2 separate regions of the Homo sapiens genome follow, and region 1 is linked to region 2. The links are chromatin contacts, found by Hi-C or POLR2A ChIA-PET in ENCODE. All regions are on one chromosome and are shown on one strand. Each heading gives the region's core, a stretch centred on a gene start or an enhancer-like site at or near the end of the contact. The rest is flanking DNA. Distances are from core to core; before and after follow the strand shown. Region 1 overlaps SYN3 (synapsin III). Region 2 holds the start of TIMP3 (TIMP metallopeptidase inhibitor 3).

Region 1 (5,188 bases), core at 507-3,006, 49 kb before region 2:
ATTCTAACACCCTGCTCCCTCACACACACACACATATCGCAGGTCTCTGTGTACTGAAGTGTTCCTGAGAGATGGGTCAGAGGCTCCAGAGTTAGCAGACGGGAGAAGGTCTGCCTGCCTTCCATCAGTGAGAGAAGAGAGAGGTCAGACAGGGCGGCTCGGAGTCTCAGGTTCTCCAAGTTCCTTTAGTCCTGCTCTAAGGAAGCCCTTGCTCACCCCTTCTGACTCTCTAGGGTAGACTGTCTAATCTGCTAGAACAAAGTCTCCCAGGGACCAGTGCCAAAACTCATGCAGGCTTGCCTCTCTGGCCTCTCTCTCTTCCCTCCTACAAAGATTTTTCTGATACACCCTTTGCAGGATATTACAAGTCCAGCCCTACACTGCTGGATGATAAACCAACAAACCCAAACTGACCTCTTTTTGTTCCCTGGGAACTAAAAACATATGGAGTGGGCATTTATATACCCCAAAGTGGGTAGGAATGATGAATCAGCCTGCTGCTCCATACTGTATTATCTCCTTATAGGCAAAGACCCTGTAGTTTTGCTCAGGTTTGCCACTTTGTGGCCATATAATCTTAACAGTTATATGACCTCCCAGGTCTCAGTTGCCTCACCTGTCAAACAGAGGACAAGGTGTTATCTATTTTACAGTGTTAGTATAAGTACTGATCTATGCAAAGACCTAGCAGAATGCCTGGCACTAAGCAATTGCTCAGTAAATGTTAACTGATGCCAAGTCTTATCATAATTATAAGCAGTGTTATCTTTGTATCCCCAGTTCATAGTACAGTACTAAGCACAGAGAGAGGGTGGGAAGGAAGCACGAGAGGATGGATGGACGGACTATTACTTCTAGCCTGTATCTTGTCTGACTTGCAGGCTGGTACCTAGAGACAAGCAGATTCCAGTGGTGTCTCTGGATAGAAGGGCACTGACCAGTTCTATGGATCATGATACCCTCTATGGAGGGTCAGAGTGAATGAAAGGCATGAGATGGTGACTGATGATTAAGATGGCAGGGAGATTTGGGAGTCATATAAAGAACACAGGATTGGGAAGAAATTCCGATGCCTCAGCTTGGGGATCAGATCTGCCCTTAGTTAAATGCTTGACTCTGAGTAAGTCATTTCCCCTTTGCGCCTCTGTCAGAAGTAAGACGAGGGATCCTACATCTAATTCCCAGCACCATGATTCATGAGCTCAGGCGAAGGATGGTGAACCGAAAGCCTAAGCCCACCAGTCTGGGAGTGGGAGTGTGTCTTCTAAGCCCACCAGCCTGGGAGTGGGAGTGTCTGATGCTGATAGGCTAGCAAGTGTTGTTTGGTCTCTAAACAACCACCCGTGGCTGGTCTGACACCAGCAAGGGGGAATGGGACATTATGTCCACAGGAAGGGCCTCTGGTCACCCTGGTCTCCAGGCCCTGATGGTAGGAAGGAAACCAGGCAGGCTTAGGAACTGCTGCCTCCCAGCTATTTCCCTCTCAGCTCTCTGCTGACCACCGAGTGTCTCGTAATGAGGATTGTTCCAGACCAGGCAGGTTCGTGTGTTTTCTGAACCTCTGCTTTGGTCTAATATGCTTTGGCATTCCCGCGCTGTCTGCCAGAGGTTGCAAAGTGGGCTTTTTGCGTTGTTGTTGCTCTTGCTGGTTCCCCACCCCTGCCCATTTTTCTCTCCCCAGGGCTGTCTGAAGACATAAGCTGGTCTCATGACCAAGCTTAGGCAGCCAAGGGCAACTGGCCAGGGCTGACTCTGGACATTACATAACCAGAAGGCTGTGGATGTTTGCAAAATTGAATCCAAAGCAACAGGTTCCACAAAATTAGTACATCCAGCCTCAGGACACAGGAATAAGAAAGCCTGGAGGTTGGCCTTGGGGATGGTTGGGTACCACCGTGGGCTGCGTCACTCCTCCACTCCCTTCTACCTGGACATTGCGGCTTGTCTCCTCTGGGGAGTTTCCAGGCCTGTGGGGTCTCACCCTCATGCCCGTATTAGACAGATAAGCATTCACCAAGTCACTTTTGCATGCCAGGTCCTACCCTAATTGCTAGGGATGCAAATATGAGCAATAAGTTAAAGGGCTGGACAGTTCCTGTGGACCTCAGCACACCCCACATTGAACTTCTGATGAGTCACACACATACCTGCCTCTTCTCTCCCAACCTGACTCTAGTTCCTAAAGATGGAAACTGTATCTCCCTCACGGCCTCCCTGGCTCCTAGCTGGGAGCTCTGCATGTAGAGAGGTGCTTACAAAGATGGGGTGATGAACCAGTTGCTGAGTTATTCAAGGTGAAGCCCCAGTCTTCTGTGCTAAGGCAATCACCAGTACACCCTTCCATTGTATACCACCCGCTCCTCCTTACAAGTAACATGGCCCGCATCCCAGGGTGCTTAGAATGCCTGAGCTAGAGAGGATGTTAGGAGCACCAAGCCCAACCCCACACTGTTAACAGGTGGCAAAACTGCGGCCCAGGAAAAGGGACAAGCCCAAGGTAAGCAGGCTATTTAGGAGTAGAGGTGAGACTAGGAGGCAGGTTCTCTAGATTTCAAATCTGGTGTTCTTTTTCTTAAGGGCATACCTCCTTCCTGTACTTCATGATGTTCATATCCTCAGTAATATGTTTAATGATAAGAATATGCTTAGCAAACATTGCTAACTATCTAGGATGCAAGAAGACAATCAGCTGGGAAAATAGGGAAAGAAGGTGAAGTTCCTGCCTTGGGATGAGGTTCCTGTGATCAGCACAGTTTCCATGTAAAGATTTGAGGGCTGTAAACCTAAGCTGTAACCTCAGTGGCTGCATGAAACCTGTAAGCACTGTTGAGTCCCAGATAGTCAGAGCTCAGAAGAGTTCATAGAGATGATCTAGTCCAACCCCCTCATTTCACAATTGGGAAGATTAAAGCCCAGAGAGGGGCAGTGACTTGACCAAGGTCTCATGGTTACGAGCTAACAAGGCTATCTGCCATCTGGCTCCAGAGCTCAGCTTCCTAACAAGTGCCTTGGAGTGACTCCACCTGCATGGGCTCTTGGACAAGGCAGCCCCATGCCCCCTCCCTACCCATCCCTTTATGCAGCCTTAGCAGCTCCCTCTCCAGCAGGCAGAAGGGCTGGGTCTGGCTGGTGCTTAGACACACACCCCAGTTCCAACCCACTTTGCCTCCCTTAGCCAGGACTCTTCTGGCAAAAACCCAAAAACCTTCCCGGAGCCAGGGTGATGACATTACCTACCTTCATCTGCTTGATGGTGTAGACCAGCGTGCCGAAGGGCCCCTCCTTTACCAGCTTCTTCCCCACCACCTTGGCCCGGATCACTGCAGAGACAGAAGGAGACAATAAGAGGTTAGGAAGGCCTGAACCACATCAGGAACAGCATCTCAGGGCGGGCACGCTAGCCTCTGTGGAGCCTGGAATTGCACTCTTACCTTGGAGCCAACTGGAATAGATGATTGTGTTTACAAGAGTGGGAATTCCCTGGGGTGAGAGGGAGGTTGGAGGAAAAAGAAACAGCCACCATTCAAGTTAATTACCCCAAATATTCACAATTGCCAGCTCCAGAACTTCCAAGGCTATAGTCAACCCCCGCCGACCCTGAGGATTTTCTTGACTTTGTGACTTTACCATAATCCAAAACCTACTTCTCCTGTTAGAGCCATTGTCCCCCCTCCCTTGTCCATCTGACAATGCCATGGTCTCCCAGATCTGTTCTCTTTCCACTAGGACCCCTTTCTAACCACCTCATTTGGGGCTCTTCCTTTGCATGCATTAATTCACCACATCTTGACATGTCTACAGGGTTGTGGTGCACCCTAGCTTCCCACAGTGCCCCCAGTTAGCATTCTGATTGAGCCCTTGGTATCCAGTGCTTAGATAGCAAGGGATGCAATAGAGTCTGAGCTCTATGGGGATGTGGTTAGAAGAAGGAGCAATTGGGAGTCGGGGCTCAGGAGCCAGACAGAACTGTTCCAATCTCAGCTCTGCTGTTTATGGCTATTGCGACTGTATGCAAGTAAGTAACTTTGTTTCTGGCCTCCTCTTCTATAAAACAGGAATCATAATGATACTAATCTCTTGAACTGAAGGGATTAGTCAAGATGACAAATGTGAAACTCTTGATACTGTCTTGGACATAGTTTGCACTAGACAAATATTATTAATATCATCATCATTATCATCACCAAAAATGAAATGGGCTAACCATGGAAGGGCTGTTCCAATGAAAACAGCTCCCATTTATTGCACACCTACTATGTGCCATGTACATTTCACTTATTTACTGCTCTTAACTGTCTTACAAGGGCAGTATTAGCATCCACATGATCTAGATAAGGTAACAGACCAAGAAGTGAAACCACTTCCTCTTTCTGAGCCTCAATTTTCTCATCTATAAAGAGGGTATAACTCTCTTTACATCAGGGAATTGGAATCAGGATTGAACGAAAGATCTTATGAAATTTCCCACTACAATGTCTGGCAGAAAGGATTTACCCAGTAGATACTAGTTAACTATGAATACAAAAGTAATTACACCCAGTGGGTTGAGGGCTGAAAGAGAGGCATTTACCACATGCACTGGGAACAGAAAGAGGAGAGGACTTGACTTTTAGATTCTACAAGGTTGTGCTTCTCTTTCTACGTTGTGTGAAAAAGAAGCACCCAAGAGCTGTCTTCAGGTATTTGTAAAATTGGCACATGGAGGAGCAAATGGACAGGTCTTGAATACCAAAACTGGAAATTGCAGAGAGTAACATTCATTGGCTCAACCAAAGAAAAAAATCGTCTAATAATAAGAACCAGCAACAAAAGGCAGGGGGGCTGCCATTAGGGCAGAGAGTGCCTCTATCAGGGGGTGTGATGAGGGTGCTGGATACTTCCATGCTAAGACCTCAACAGGAATTGGAATGGGGCTTGCTTATGCAGTCATACTTTGAATTACAAATTGAACTCCTTCAGCCCTGAGATCCTATCAATCTTTCTTATCTCAAGTTGCACTTAGCCCAAAAAGGAGTAGATACTCAATAAATGCTTGTTAAGTAAAATACCCTTCACACACACAAACACAAACACACACACACACATTTTGGTAGCTCCATTATCCTTCCTCATTGTGGATGCTCCACTATGTATCCCAGTTATTTGACTCTAATCTCTGTTTTTAAAAAATCTTTACTAAGAACTGATT
Region 2 (5,403 bases), core at 1,406-3,905:
GGCTCTGAGCAATGAAACTTGGGAGCCAAGTACTGGACGCCAGCAGGGTGCTGTGCAAGGCGAGGGAGGTCGGCAGGCAAGCAGCTCACACCCACACCTCCCATTTTAAAAGCATTAGCTCATCCCTGCCACTAGTGCAGCTCACCAAACCCAGGCAGAACAATTTGGGATCCGTGCCAGAGCATCGAAGATTTTTTGTTTCTTTTTTTCTTTTTGATTCCACAATCTCCTGGTCTTTGGCTACTTCCTGGTAACTTAGATTTTCTCTGAGAAATTTATGAAGAGGAGCGAGGGAGCTATTTCTTGTTTCAATCCAGAGAAATTGTAAGAAACTTTCTGCATTGCTCAGACCCACCGCAGGAAACCTAAGCAGTAAGCAGACGGGAAGGCCCCCATTGGAAGCAGGATCTACTCATGCTTGTTTTCACTTTTCCGTGGTCAATTTTTAGGGTAGAAACCCCAAAGCAAAGGGCAAGGGGGAAGAATGGGGACCTACTCCCACTACATACCAAAAAAACGCAAGTGAAGTCACCCAGCCCATTTTCCAGCAGAAAAGGACTTGGGCTGCACCCCTGCACACCCTGATTCCACCTGCCAGCCTCCTGGCCGCACGTGTGTGATCCTGCTGGGCAAAACCAGAACTCAGCTGCAGCAGCAACTCCCCACACTAATCAGGTGGGAATGTTACCAACTGGGATGAGGAGGGAAAGGGTAAGTGGAATGTGGGTGGAGGTGGAGGAGGGAGGAAAACCCTCCCCAGTCTTCAGGCTGCCCAAAAGGATCTTTCTAAGCAATCCACAAATCCTGGGCCAGCTGGGTTCCCCCAGGAGAGGGGAGGATGTACCATGCAGGCCCCAGGGAGCCTCTTACAAGGGTGACCTCAGGTCACACAAACACCCTCAGCTGCCAACTGCACTGACATTCTGGTCACCACACCCCCACTCTGACCTCTAGGCTCAGCCCAGCCCACCAGCAGTGCCCCTCCCGGCCCTCACTGCCTCCCCTGCCAAGCTCCTACCTCCTCCCCCTCCTCACCACAACACGCTGGTAGAGTCCCTCACCCAAGACTCAGTGGAAAATTTCCTTCTCCTTTATGACTGTACTTAAAACACACACGCTCCATTCTTCACCTCTGAATCGACACAGGCAGAGGGCGGCAAGGCTGTCCCACCCCACCGCCCAGCCCAGCCCAGTGCACACACACACACTCTCCCAGCAGAGCCACTGGACTTGCACGCTTTATGGGCTGGAAAGGAGGAGAGAGATGTTTCCCAGATGCCACTCCACCTTTAGCCATCCAAACACAAGTGTCCCAAACACTCCCAGACAAGCCTCCCAGGATGCTCTCGGGGCCCTCCATACACACTAAGGAGTAGGAGGTCTCTTTACAGGGTCTCTCTACTCAAGACACTAAGTCCAGTCTGGAACTGTCACCGTGATGTGACCCTTGGCAGGTTTGTTCTTTTGGTGACAAATCTGTTTTCCACTACCCATTCTCCCCCTCCCCACACACATTCAAGGGGGAAAAAAATAGCCTTCCTGTGAATTTTCACAGCTATGTGGTGAGTGACCCCTCGCACCTTCTGCTGGCTATCAACACTCTCAAACACAGTGCCTCCAGGGCGTGGGTCAATGCCACAGCTTTCTCCTCATTTTCCCCCTTAAATCCACCCAAACTTGGCAGTCCCAGAAGCTCGGTTAGCGCTTGCCTGGGAAGCCTGCAGCTGGGTTGGGTCTCAGTGAAAAGAATGAATTTCATAGGCGCAGGAGATGATGCAGACTCGGAGTACTCCAAGTTTCTCCTGCAACTTTCCGTGCACATGGCGGGCAACTTTTTTTTTTTTTTTTAACTATTCAATTTCCCAGCACTTTAGTTAGCATTCCAAGTTTTGGGAACCCTTTCCCCACCCTTCTCTTCTAGCCCTTCCTCCGTTAGTAGTGAATGGGGACATTTTCCAGATGTCAAAAGGACCGGTAGGAACCTCACGACCTAAGTTAGGAAAGCAAAGGCGGCCAGGGGCTCCCTCAGCCACTGTGAGTTTCCTCTGCAGGGCATCTTCCCCTCTCAGCTATGCCAGCGCCCCCGCCCAAGGACATCGAGTTTCTCCACTCCGCCCCAACCCCGTCTGCCCCTCTCCTGGGGCAGAGGAAAGGAGTGGGGCTCGCCCTGCCTCCCTAAGCAGCGCTGCAGTCCTGGCTGCAGCGTGGGGCTCGGGCGGGGCACCAGGAGCGCTTACCGATGTCGGAGTTGCAGAAGGCGTCCTGGGGGTGGCTGGGCGAGCATGTGCACGCCTCGGCGCCCCAGTCCCCCAGGCTCCAGCTGCCCAGGAGCACGATGAGCCCGAGCCAAGGGGTCATTGCCGCTGCTGCCGCCGCTGCCGGGGCTGCTGCTCGCCTCTCCAAAGTTGCCGTGCGCGCCGCCGGCGGGGCTGCTGCAGCCCGAGCTCGCTCGCCCGCCGGGCCGTGCGGGGCAACCTTGGCCTCCGGCGCGCTGCCCTCCGAGTGCCCGGCGGGACGGGATGGGGCGCAGCGAGGCTGCCTCGGCGCTGGCGCAGGACTCGGCGGGCGGCCTCCCGGCGAAGGAGCAGGAGCTGGAGGAGCAAGAGGAGGAGGAGAAGCCGTCTGAGCGCCCGCCGCCTGCCTGCTGCCCGCTCTGCGCCGCTGCCTGGGCGGCCGAGTGATATAGCGCTGGGCCCCCGGGGACCCCGCCTCGGGCTGTTGGGGCCCGCCCCCTCAGACCAATGGCAGAGCCGCATTACCTCATCGGCCCTCCAAAAAGGGGGCGGGGCCGGGGGCAAGGGGTAACGGGGCGGGGCCGCCCCCGGATCGTTCAGATCCTTATAGGGAATAATGCCGCCGTGGGCACGCGAGTGGGTGGGCTGGGGCGCGCCCGGGACCGGTGCTTGCCGCTGGGTCCTCGGAGCGGAGCCCTCGTGCCCCTTCTCGTCTGCGCCCTGGCCCCACGCCCACCTGGGCCACTGGGTGTCTCTGACCCAAACCAGAACCAACTAACACCCACCCACCCCAGCAGGACCGCTTCCACAGGTGAGGGGTGGCCATGTCCTAGAGACCTTGACTGTGCTTGGTGGAACCAGCGGGGGAATGCTAACTGCTACCCCTCCAGTTTCTCTGGAGAGAGCAGGCACAGAGGAGAAAGACCCAAACTCTCTCTCTTTCTCTCTCTCTCTGGTTCTTACTCTCTGGGATATGGGAAGCCATCTGCTGTTTGCAGCTGGCTATGATATATGATAGAAGACTGTTTTCTGTGCTCTCCCAGAGCAAACGGGGTTCTGTATTCATTCAACAAACACGGTTCAGGATGCTGGGTTAAGCAACACAAAGCCCTTGCCCCCGTGGACATCCATGAATGCACAGGGTGATTTTCTGTGATGCTAGGGCTATGAAGAAAACAAAACAGAGTTCTGGGTTGGACATGACTGGGGAGGGCCTGCTCTCTCTGCGATAGTAAGGGAAGGGCTCCCTGAAGTGCCATCCTCGCTGAGAAGTGGACAAAGACAAGGATCAGCTCTGGGGCAAGCCACAGGAGAGAGGTACCAGGCAGGGGGAACAGCAAGTGCAAAGACCCTGGGCATGTTTGAAAGACAGAAAGTAGAAAGGCAAGAGGAAGTGGTTCCCTGCCCATGGCTGACAGAGCTCCACCCTTCAGCAAGGGATTTGGGGGTGAGCTGATCCAAAACTGTAGTAAAACCAGGAGAACGATCCAGGATCCTAGACGACTAGCTATAATAGATGATTGCAGATAACTAACACAATTACTATCCTTATTATTGACATCTTGATTCTGCTTTGTATTTTTAAAAGCAGGATTCTGTATCTCACCGTATTATAGCTCTCACAATAATCTTTGTGGGTAGGAAAAGCAAGCACAAGTATCACTCCCACTTTCCAGATGAGGAACCGGCACAGAAAGATGGGATGATTGGTGGCCAGCCAGGAACTCGTCACCCCTTTCCACTGCTCCTTCCCATCTGAAGAGAGACATGCATTTCCCTGAACGTCAGCAGCTGTTCCATCTAACTGCAAATGGCCATTTGCAGCTGGGATCTTCCATCTTTCTACACTTTTGTCTCTTTCCCTTTCTCTTCCGCTTCATCCTGTTAGAAATGCCACAAGTTTGGAACAAATAGAAACAGGGAGAAATGCAAGTTCAGCTTCTTTCTCAGAACTCCTCTGTTTACATCTCAGACAAGTGACATTGGGACAGCAGAGGCCGAAGAATTCGTGAGAGATGGTATTTCCAAGAACATTTTTGAAACTCCTTTTTCCCCTTTGAGCACTTTAGCCATAGGAAAGGGAAACCAGTTTCCACATCTTTTTGACTTGTCCCCTCCACCCAGCTTTAAAAACCTTCCCTGCCTTCACTCTAACTGTGGCCTAACTCGTAGAGATGTTTCTGTCTCTCGATGTTTTTCTAGCACTGTTTTCATTGTTTTATGGGGTATGATTCTATTGCTTCCCCAACCACAGTAGGAATACTTTGAGGCCTGGGATATTTAGCCACACTGCTTTTTAGCCCTCTCAGAACCAAATAGGGTCTCAGGAGACTGGAGAGCATGGGTGTGGCCAACAGCTGACTGAGTCCTGAGCAGAGTGCCCTGGAGGCCACTCTAAGGATCCAGGTTGAATGAGGGCATACGTGGTGGAATTTGAGAGATTCGCTTATCCCCGCGCCCCACATGACTTATTCCACAGTCATGTGGAAGGTTTTAGAAGACTTTCCAGACCAAATCCACTTTGGATAAGCATCTTACATGATAGAGGCCCTCTCTTCCCTTTCTTTTCACATTTCAGTTTTGTCCAAAGTGCCGATATTTTCTCCAACGGAAGGCCTTGCCTGGAATATAAGTATCAAGTAGATAACTTCTGCTGAACTTCAAGCAGCAGTTTTCTCATAGAAAGCATCTGAAGCGTTTTTTTCCAGCAGCTACTTAATTATGAAAGCACAAGTATAATCTGATCTTTTTTCCAGCTGAAAAGTAACGAAATTACCTTTTGGTTAATTTCTTCTCACTCCCTATCCTAAGCTGGTCCACACAGTGTCTTGAAGTTCAGCGAATTCCAAGAGCTTTTCAGTTGGGATGTTCTCTCTTATTCCAAACCTGAGTCAGTTCCCCTCTGCCCACCGTGTGAAGGCAGTTTGGTTCTCACCCTAAGGAAAAGAAACAGCAAACTCCATGAATCCTTGCGTAGGGGAGTCCTCCTGCTAGGGTCACCCCCTTCAGCAGGCACCCATCAGTCTGGATGTCATGGTGTCCATGAGCCTAATAATATGTAAGAATTGGTTATTCAACATCACTTAATAAGCTAGGTGGGGTGAACCTGAGGCTAACAGTAAGAATGAAGATGCAGGCTGGGTGCGGTGGCTCACGCCTGTAATCCCAG

The links. Hi-C counts contacts between places; a loop is a spot of excess contacts on that map. ChIA-PET counts read pairs that join two places held with the same protein, here RNA polymerase II (POLR2A). Pooled maps may share reads with other maps.
Region 1: a map of heart right ventricle shows a loop between it and region 2 (10-fold over the local background). The contact joins the enhancer-like site here to the promoter of TIMP3 in region 2. A Hi-C loop is called at or near these places in 29 of 168 maps with a recorded cell type or tissue (GM12878, Right ventricle myocardium inferior, Right ventricle myocardium superior and 13 more) and 20 of 50 pooled maps. POLR2A ChIA-PET finds 5 or more read pairs at or near these places in 4 of 52 experiments (AG04449, AG04450, MCF 10A and 1 more).

Annotation. Positions count from the first base shown.
Region 1 is chr22:32,847,584-32,852,771 of GRCh38, reverse strand. All of the region lies in intron 6 of SYN3 (synapsin III), which reads left to right. It overlaps TIMP3 (TIMP metallopeptidase inhibitor 3), which reads right to left. Exons shown (of 5, transcript NM_000362.5): 2 at 3,238-3,320. Among named protein-coding and RNA genes, the nearest start is that of TIMP3, 48 kb to the right of the region's middle. Within about 2 kb of position 1,756, at least 19 of the 41 ENCODE cell types and tissues checked have a DNase peak (open chromatin) inside an H3K27ac peak, as active enhancers do; they include ascending aorta, gastrocnemius medialis, heart left ventricle and 4 more, where a contact is called at or near this core.
Region 2 is chr22:32,798,957-32,804,359 of GRCh38, reverse strand. It overlaps TIMP3 (TIMP metallopeptidase inhibitor 3), which reads right to left and starts at 2,655. Exons shown (of 5, transcript NM_000362.5): 1 at 2,238-2,655. The coding sequence starts at 2,358. All of the region lies in intron 6 of SYN3 (synapsin III), which reads left to right.